Linked DNA regions of Homo sapiens: region 2 is linked to region 1. Evidence: read pairs that join two places in POLR2A ChIA-PET (ENCODE). Cell type or tissue: A673. All regions are shown on one strand.

Region 1 (5,000 bases):
TCATGGTGGTGAGTGCCTGTGATCCCAGCTACTCAGGAGGCTGAGGCAGGAGAATCACTTGAACCGGGAGGTGGAGATTGCAGTGAGCCGAGATCACGCCATTGCACTCCAGCTTGGGCAACAGAGCGAGACTCAATCTCAAAAAGAAAAAAATTACCTAGGCATGGTGACACACATCTGTAGTCCCAGCCAGCTACTTGGGAAGCTGAGGTGGGACGATCACTTGAGCCCAGGAGGTTGAGGCTACAGTGAGCCATAATTGCACCACTGCACTCCAGCCTGGGTGACAGAGACCCTGTTAGAAAAAAAAAAAAAAAAAAAAAAAATATATATATATATATATATATGAGATATATATGATATATGTTATATATATGATATGATAGCTGAAATTAAAAAATGAAATGAATGGTCTGGGTTTCAGAATAGACATAGATTAATAACTGGAAAATCAAGCTGGCCTATTATCCCAGAATGATGTCACCCCAATTAGCAGTGGCAGAAAAAAATGGCTTTAGGGCCTATAAGGGTGCCCTGAGGCAATTTTCTACATTCTCCACCCTCCCCCCATACCTTGCCCTTACTTATTTGGAAAAAAATAAGATCATATACCACATTAACTGAAACAGATGGCAAATTATGAAAGAGCTATGGGGTGTGGCAAAGGCTGCTGATTGTCCTCAAATATCTTTTCATTAAATATATCTATGATGTATTTATGAAAATAAGGGCATTTCAAAATACAGGAGAATGATTGACTAGTCAGTGACATAGTAACAGATACCATGCATGGATTGACCAACTGTCTTCTTGGATGCCTTCCTGGAAAGCCAAAACCAATATTTCCCACATTCACTTGTAGCTAGGATTCCAAAAATGATTTAGGTTTTACCAAGCCAAGTTAGACTGATTCAAATTTGTATTACATGAAGAGAGAGGAAAGGCATGAACCCCTTTGGGCAGATTCCTAATTCTGCAGCGTCCTGATCCTTTCAGAGTTAGCAGCTGCCTTGACAGGTAATTTGGGGAGTTCTTGAAGACTCATGATGAAGCCTGTTTCTCTCAAAGATTTTGTATATCATCTAGATCCCTTAAACTCTTTATTTTGAAAGTGGCAGAAGGGACTTCAATACCAACATATGAACTATCTGTCTGGGAAATGAGTTGTCTGATCTTGTTTCAAAAATGATCTGTAGATAAATGGGAAAACAAATACTAGCAAACTGAAGTACAAAAATGTTAGGGAAAAGTATAAAAGAACATTTTAAATCTTGTGGTTAGCCTTTCTAAGCAAGACTAAAATCCAGAAGACACAAAGGAAATGATGGGTAGATTTGATATAATAAAAATTAAAATTCCTACATAAGAGCCAAGTGACAGACTAAGATATAATATTCTCAGATATAAATCAGAAAAGGTTTAATTCATAATATGTTAAAATGTTTGTATAAATCAATAAAAAAGACACAACCAAATTAAAACTGATAAAATTCTAAACAGGTAATTTACTAAAAAAAGGTAATCCAAATGATTAATAGACATGAGTAGATGCTTGAACTTGCTGGTAAGTAGAGAAATGCATATACATACATGTAAGTGCCGTAACCTAATCAAATCAGAATCTCTGGGAGTCCCCAGATACTTTTTAAAAATCTTCTCATCCACATAAATTCAATGTGTAGCCAAAGTTAAGAACCACTACCCTAAAACAGTGCTAACTCAAAGTGTGGGCAGTGGACCAGCAGCAGTAGCATCTAGCAGCTTGTTAAAAATGCGAATTACTGAGTTTCCTTTCAGACCGATTGAATCAGAATTTCTCCAGGTGATTCTGATGCATGCTCAATTTTGAGAACTCTGAAACCTCTCTGCATTTTATTTACAGAGCTACTTGGAGGATAATAGCAGGTGAAAGTATTTTCAGAAAAGTAAAAATAGTAATCGCAAATACAAATAATCATACTATTCCGATATATTTTACATAATCTTAGGGTCATACTCAGGACCTAGCAATGAAAATGACAATAATTCATTACTGAAATAGAAATCTCTTGGAGACATAAAGAATTAGTCCATGTCCTTATTTCTGAATTGTCTCCAAATACAGTGGAGTGTTAGTTAGTTCTATAATACAGTCTTAGTAGATGTGAAACTGCCACAGGGATAGGAAGCCAAATGGCTTACTTTTAAGTTTCTTAAATATTTTGTTACTTTATGATGGCTTTTTTTTTGTAATGGGTTTTTGCAGTGTTTCCACTAAATGGGACAAGTGTATTGGTGCAGTTTGGCTATTCTGCACTATTAAATTTCAGAATATTGGCTTGTGGTTATGTTGTCTATTATTTGAGGCTTTACCCAAAGAAAACTAACAGACATGTGCCCCCTTTTACCCTTTATCTATGTCTGACAATATTCCATACATAGCCAAGCTATTAAAGAAGAGAAATGTCGTGGTCTTTGGGTTTTAAGAAGGTTGCTCTGACTGCTGTGTAGAACAACTCCAAACAACATCAGCATCATCTAGAAGCTTGTTAAAAATGCATATTATTGAATGTGTGTGTACCAAGAGGTGTCCACTGAAGTTCATTCGGATGTAGAAAGGAACTTGTAAAACTGTTGCATTATGTTGGAACTTGCATAGCTAACCAACCAGGAGTTTGGGCATCTGGCTGAGAACCAAGTCTATCTTAGTCTCAACTGGGTTGTAGTACCACCTGGTGGTCATTTTCCACTCTAGTTTAATCATGAATGGGGACAATTCTATACACATGGCTGACTGGAATTCCAGAACACTGACTGATGCCCCTTTGGCAACTTGATCTGTGACACTGGGCTTAGGAAATACCAGGGACACTGGGACCTATCCACACCAACCACTCTGCTTCCTGCCTCACCCTCTCCTCCAAACTCCTACTCCCCAAATGATAAAAAGAGGGCTGACAGGAATGCAGGAATCAATTAGTAGTTGTATTATGTTCAAATTTACATTATCATGAAATTCATGTACATTAGGATGTAGAACTATATATGGTTAATAAAAATGTGCACATATTAGGATACAAATTTTTAAAATTTCAAGAGTACTACTGAATAATAATTTTTAAAAAGTTGGATAACAAATGCTGGCAAGGATGTGGAGAAAAGGGAACCCTTGTACACTGTTGGTGAGAATGTCAATTAGTACAACCACTATGGAGAACAGTGTGGAGGTGCCTCAAAAAACTAAAACTAGAACTACCATATGATCCAGCAATCCCACTGCTAAGTATATACCCAAAAGAAAGGAAATTGGTTTATCAAAGAGATAACTGCACTCCCATGTTTATTGCAGCACTATTCACAATAACCAAGATTTAGAAGCAACCTAAGTGTTCATCAACAGATGAATGGATAAAGAAAATGTGATACATGTACACAACGGAGTAGTATTCAGCCATAAAAAAGAATGAGATCCTGTTATTTGCAACCACATGGATGAAACTGGAGGTCATTATGTTAAGTGAATTAAGCCAGGCACAGAAAGACAAACTTCACATGTTCTCACTTATTTGTGGGAGCTAAAAATAAAAACAATTGAACTCATGGAGATACAGAGTAAAATGATGGTTACCAGAGGCTGGGAAGGGTAGTGGGGGGGTGACGGGTGTGCGGTAGGGATGGTTAATGGGTACAAAATATAGTTAGATAGAATAAGTATTTGAGCCTGTAATCCTAGCACTTCAGGAGACTGAAGCAGGCCGATCACTTGAGCCCAGGAGTTCAACACCAGCCTAGGCAACATGGCAAAACCCCCGTCTCTACAAAAAACACCAAAATTAGCCAGCTGAGGTGGTGTGCACTTGTAGTCTCAGCTACTCAGGAGGCTGAGGTGGGAAAATCACTTCAGCCTGGAAGCCCAAGGCTGCAGTACACCAAGATCAGGCCACTGTAGTCCAGCCTGGACAACAGATGAGACCTTGTCTCAAAAAAGAAAAAAGATCTAGCATTTGATTGCAGAACAGGGTGACTACAGTCAAACATTTATTGTACATTTTTAAATGAATATAATTGGATTGTTTGTAACACAAAAGATAAATGCTTGAGGTGATGGATACCCCATTTACCCTGATGTGATTATTACACATTGTGTGCCTGTATCAAAATAGCTTATGTACCCCATAAAGTATATACACCTACTATATACCCACAAAAATTAAAAATTGGCCGGATATGGTGGCTCCTGCCTATAATCCCAGCACTTTGGGAGGCCAAGGCAGCAGATCACCTGAGGCCAGGAGCTCCAGACCAGCTTGGCCAACATGGCGAAGCCCATCTCTACTAAAAATACAAAAATTCACCGGGCGTGGTGGCACACACTGGGATTACAGTAGCTGTAATCCCAGCTACTCAGGAGGCTGAGGCAAGAGAATGGCTTGAATCCTGGAGACGGAGGTTGCAGTGAGCCGAGATCGTGCCACGGCACTCCAGCGAGTGAGACTCCATCACACACACACACACACACACACACACACACACACACAAAAAAGCTAGGAGATGGCCACGCGCAGTGGCTCACTCCTATTAAATCCCAGCATCCCAGCACTTTGGGAGGCCAAGGTGGGCAGGTCACTTGAGGTCAGGTGTTCAAGACCAGCCTGGCCAATATGGTAAAACCCCATCTCTCCTAAAAATACAAAAATCAGCTGGGCATAGTGGCATGCACCTGTCATCCCAGCTACTTGAGAAGCTGAGGTGGGAGGATGGCTTGAATCCTGGAGGCAGAGGTTGCAGCTGAGCCGAGATCACATGATTGCAATCCAGCCTGGGCGACAGAGTGAGACTCGTTTCAGGAAAAATAAAAGGTCTGGGAGACTCTCTCCCCCTCAAGTATGGAGAATGGGTTAGAGAAAAACAAGCCTAAAGGCAGATAGGCAAGCTAGAAGCCTGTTGAAGTAATTTAGGCAAGAGGTGATGATGGTCTAAAACTAGAATGGTGGTAAGGGAATTTGGGGGAAAGTGGATAG
Region 2 (5,000 bases), 1.7 Mb before region 1:
ACCCCTTGGTATGCCCACCAAGTCTAATCTCATTATGCTGTTATTCCCATTTAGGCCAGACTCTAATTCCCAATGGCTCTGCATTGTGCTCTCATCTCCCGTCCTGCCCCAGGACCTGAAATTCTTACTCTCTGATCTCCAGGATTCACAGTAGGTCATCAGAAAAATTCCTATGTCTATCTTAAATCTCATCTCTCAGTGTGTTCCTCATCTTCTAGCTCTAATTGAACCCTGGGATCCTTCAGAAGACATAACTTCCCCTGCAGCTCTCACAACATCTCTTCATGTTAAAAACCCTCAACAAACTAGCACTGAAAGAACTTCCTTCAAAATAATAAGAGCCAATCTATAACAAACTCACAGCCAACATCATACTAAATAGGCAAAAGCTGGAAGAATTCGCTTTTGAAAACTGGAATAAGACAAGAATGCCCACTCTCACCACTCCTGTTCAACATAGTACTGGAAGTCCTACCCAGAGCAATCAGGCAAGAGAAAGAAATAAAAGCCATCAAAATAGGAAGAGAGGAATTCAAACTACCTCTTTTGCAGACAATATGATTCTATACCTAGAAAACTCCATAGTCTTTGCCCCAAAGCTCCTAGATCTGATAAACAACTTCAACAAAGTTTCAGGATACAAAATTAATAGGCAAAAATAAGTAGCATTTCTATACACTAACAACATCAAAGCTGAGAGCCAAATCAGGAATGCAATCCCATTCATAATAGGCCACAAAGAATAAAATACCTAGGAATACAGCTAAGCAGGGAGGTGAAAGATCTCTGCAGTGAGAATTACAAAATACTGCTGGATCATTCTTGAAAATACACTTATGTTATTATTTCTCCTGTGTATGTTTTGAAATAAAAAATTCCCTGCATAATTTCTCTCTCCGGCTGCTGTCCTATTTCTCTATTTTTGGTTATAGCAAAACTCCTTGAAAGAACTGTCTACTCTTGCCATCTTTAATTCATCTCCCTCCTATTCTCTCCAGGCAGATTTGTCCCACCATTACCCCAAGGCTTTTCTTGTCAAGGTCAAAATGGCTCCCATGTTGTCATTGGTCAATTTTTATTCCTCACCTTTCTGCAACTATCAGCAACATTTTGCACACTGGAGCACTTCCTAAAATGGATTCCTTCCACTGGATTTCTAAATACCACTCTCCTGGTCTCTGTTTTACCTCAACATTCTTTCTCAGATTTTTAGCTGTCTTCTCCTAACATTCCTGGACACTACAGTTACTTAATCTCTCTGAGCCTGTTTGTCATCTACCATGCATAGATGTTATGAGGATTGAATTAAATAACATGTGTAAACAACCAAAAATTAAGCTTAGAACACAGACATTCAATGAATAATAGTTATTACTTTTAGTAATAGCAAACATGATATGGGGAAACAATTAGAATTTTCATTGAAGGAATAACAAAGATAATGCCTGCAGTGATTCCTAGTTAGGTTTCCCAGGAGTGGGTAAAAAATAAAAAGTCACAGTTTAACTTTTAAGAGAAATATGCATGAATAAAATAATAACTAATTTTATTTCTCAGTATGAAAATCCCCTAGTCAGAAAACTGAAATACTAAATGTCATCTTAGACAGAAGATTCTAAACACACAAATTTTAAGAATATCAATGTTACATTACACCAACTTATAAAACAAAAATTGTTAAAGGCAATTATACAGTTTTTGAGCTTAGAATGTTCATTATGAAATTTTGGGATTTCAGACCAGGGGAAAATGACATTAGGAAAATGTTATTAGTTACAATGGGCTAGTTTATGCTATAAACAATCCAAAAATTTCAAAGGCTTACAACATCAGTTTGTGAAGATTTTCCTCACCCTGTCACATGTCATCACACATGTGGCTCTGCCTCATGCTGCTTTGACTCTAGGACACAGGCTGATGAAGGAGCCACTGTCTGGAACAGTGCCCATAACTCTTATGGGAGCTGGGGGTGGGAAATACAGCAAAGTACATAATAGCTCCTTAAAACTGCCCCCTGGAAGAGATACTCATCACTTTCTTCACATATCAAAGATTAACACGAGTTGTTTAGTCACATATAATTGCAATTGGATTAGATCATGTAACCCTTTCATATGCTGGGAAGAGGAAAGAAATTGAATATTTATGAACAGCCCTGGTATCTATCACTCTTGAGATCCAACTTCAGAGTTCAGTACCCAGTTTCTTTGACTCCTTAAATAGGAAGAATCCCTCAACCCTCAATGGTCCTTATAAAACATACAGACAATTTTTCTAGAATTAGAAGACACATCCATACTTTAAGTAGCAAATCTGAACTTAGATCTGCAAAAGACAGAGATTCCTTAGAGGGAGCAAACTATAAATAGTTTGGCGCTCGTATCAACAAGTTTGGTAGGAATTGGTATTTCTCTCTAGGCATTACATCTGATCTCTTCTATGGCCTGCGGCAAGTTGTGTAATAACACCATCTTTCAAGAAAATAAGGAGACGTAATGAGTGATTGATGGTGGAACATTTCTGAGCAGAGTAAGGATGTGATTGAGATTAATAGTGAAACCTTCCCATCAGATGGAAGCCTAAACTGCTGAGTGACTGACACTGAAGAAACAAAACACTGACATGCAAAGTGCTTCAAATCCTATGTGACGGGCTGTCTATATTGTAAAGAGTTATTATATATGAGCATGTCATATTTCCTTCTTGGTTTCACATTGATGGAAAAAGAAAACCCATACACTCAAATCTGGCTCTGAATTTTCCCTGTGGTAAAACAGGCATTATCAGGAACTAGCTACATAATATTATATTTATCACATATCCCAATGAGAATGTTTGCATTACCTAGTAAAGAGTCCCAAGAGAAGGAAGCAGAAATAATTCCTGTAGAGACAAACGATTTCCTATGTAAAGGCTGTAAATAATGACACACTGAAGCACACATTGTTAGTAATAAGTTGTGATGCTTTCAGTGATCACAACTCAAACTCTACCAGACCAAAATATTTGAACAAAATATTTGGACAATTATAAATTTTTTAAAAAAGCATTTCAAAACACAGGCATTATGCAGCATAGCACAATATATATTTTACAATTTATTTTCCCCATTTTCTGTTCTCTTTTTTCAACTATATAGGTTATAAGTAATTTCTCAATGTAACAGTTCAAGCAATAGAAAAATTTATAGGACAAAACCTCAACATTCCTCTTCATTCACCCTATCCCGACAGGAGGTGGTAACCACTAAGTTGACAAAAATCGTTTGATTTATATGATAATACACACACATTTGATTAATTTTTAACACGAAAGAGATGAAAATCTATATATTAAAATATAATTTATTTTTCCCTTAATAATGTGATTCACCAAAATTTCCATGTAAATACATATACCTTTATTCTATATTTTAACTGGTTGTACAAAATAGTTATACATATTTATTTACTTAACATTTCCCCTGTTGACAGTTGTTTAGTTCATTTAAAAAATATTTATTATTGAACATATGGTACAATATTAGAAGAAAATCTGTAAGGCTAAAATGGCTTTTATCCAAAAGACGGGCAATAACAAAGGTTGGTGAGGATATGGAGAAAAGGGACCCTTCATATACTGTTGGTGGGAATGTAAATTAGTGCAACTATGAAGAAGAACAGTTTGAAGTTTCCTCAAAAAACTAAAAATAGAGCTGCTATACGATCCAGCAATCCCATTGCTAGGTACATATGTAAAAGAAAGAAAAATCAGTATATTGAAGAGATATCTGCACTCCCATGTCTGTTGCAGTACTGTTCACAATAGCTTAGATTTAGAAGCAACCTAAGTGTCCACCAACAGATGCATGGATAAAGAAAATGTGGTACATATGCGCAATGGAGTACTATTTAACCAGAAAAAAAGGATGAGTTTCTGTCATTTGCAACCACGTGGATGGAACTAGAGGTCATTATGTTAAGTAAGCCAGGCACAGAAAGACAAACATTATACATTCTCACTTATTTGTGGAATCCAAAAATCAAAACGATTGAACTCATGGAGATAGATAACAGAGGGATGGTTACAAGTCTGGGAAAGGTAATGGGCAGGGTGGTGAGGATGATTAATTGATACAAAAACATAGCTTTTGAATGAATGAATAAGATCTAGTATTTGATAGCACACAGAGTGACTGTAGTCAATAATAATTTAATCATACATTTAAAAATAACTAAGAGTATAATTGGAGTGTTTGTAACACAAAGGATAAATGCTTGAGGTTACGGATACCCAATTTTCCATGATGTGATATTATGCACTGCATGTCTGTATCAAAATATCTCAAGTATCCCATAACTATATACTGCTACTATGTACCCACAAAAGTTAAAAATAAAAACATCTATAAGGTAAAATTTTGGTAGTGAACTTGTTAAATGCTAAACTTTTAATAGATTATGCTAAACTTTAATAGTTAATGCTAAACTTTTGATAGATATTGTAAAATTGCTTTCCTAATAGGCTCCACCATATTGCACTCCTACAGAGTGTATGAGAGAGACTACTTGCCTGGCAACATCAACAGCTTGTGCCAATCTAATGTGTAAAGATATCTCATTTTTAATTTACTTTTTTCTAATCAACTATATTAGCTTGTTTTTATTATCTATTTTGATGAACTGAAATGTATGTTTGTGACATTTTTCAACTGCATAATTTTTATTTTTCTTACTATTTTATAGCAACTGTAGATATTCTGGATAGCAACGTGTTGGCAGTTGAATATGTTGTAAATATATTTCCAGTATAATAAAACATATTAACTTTATATTTAGTGTATTTTGTAATGCAGAAGTTTAAATTTTATGTATTCAAATCAGCCCTTTTTCTATATGGTTGCTATCTTTGTGTCCCGCTTTGGAAAAAATTGCCCCTCTCCAAGCTAACTCAATTATTATCTTATTCTTTCTTCAAATCCTATCTTTTGAAGCCAAGTTAATGAGGTATTATTTACAAGA

The links. ChIA-PET counts read pairs that join two places held together with the same protein. Peaks named below come from ENCODE experiments on the same cell type or tissue, not always from the same donor. Only the 100,000 strongest peaks of a DNase experiment are listed, where the experiment ranks them.
Region 2: POLR2A ChIA-PET joins it to region 1 with 5 read pairs; 1 of 35 experiments calls an interaction of 5 or more read pairs at or near these places.

The regions. Positions count from the first base shown.
Region 1 is chr3:142,584,713-142,589,712 of GRCh38, reverse strand. No RefSeq gene overlaps it. Among named protein-coding and RNA genes, the nearest start is that of ATR, 8.5 kb to the right of the region's middle. In A673, a CTCF peak has its summit at 2,724 (motif pointing left); a DNase peak (open chromatin) is centred at 2,702.
Region 2 is chr3:144,284,154-144,289,153 of GRCh38, reverse strand. All of the region lies in intron 2 of LOC105374140 (a long non-coding RNA gene), which reads right to left. Among named protein-coding and RNA genes, the nearest start is that of DIPK2A, 310 kb to the right of the region's middle. In A673, no CTCF peak of the experiment used is centred here; a DNase peak (open chromatin) is centred at 1,983.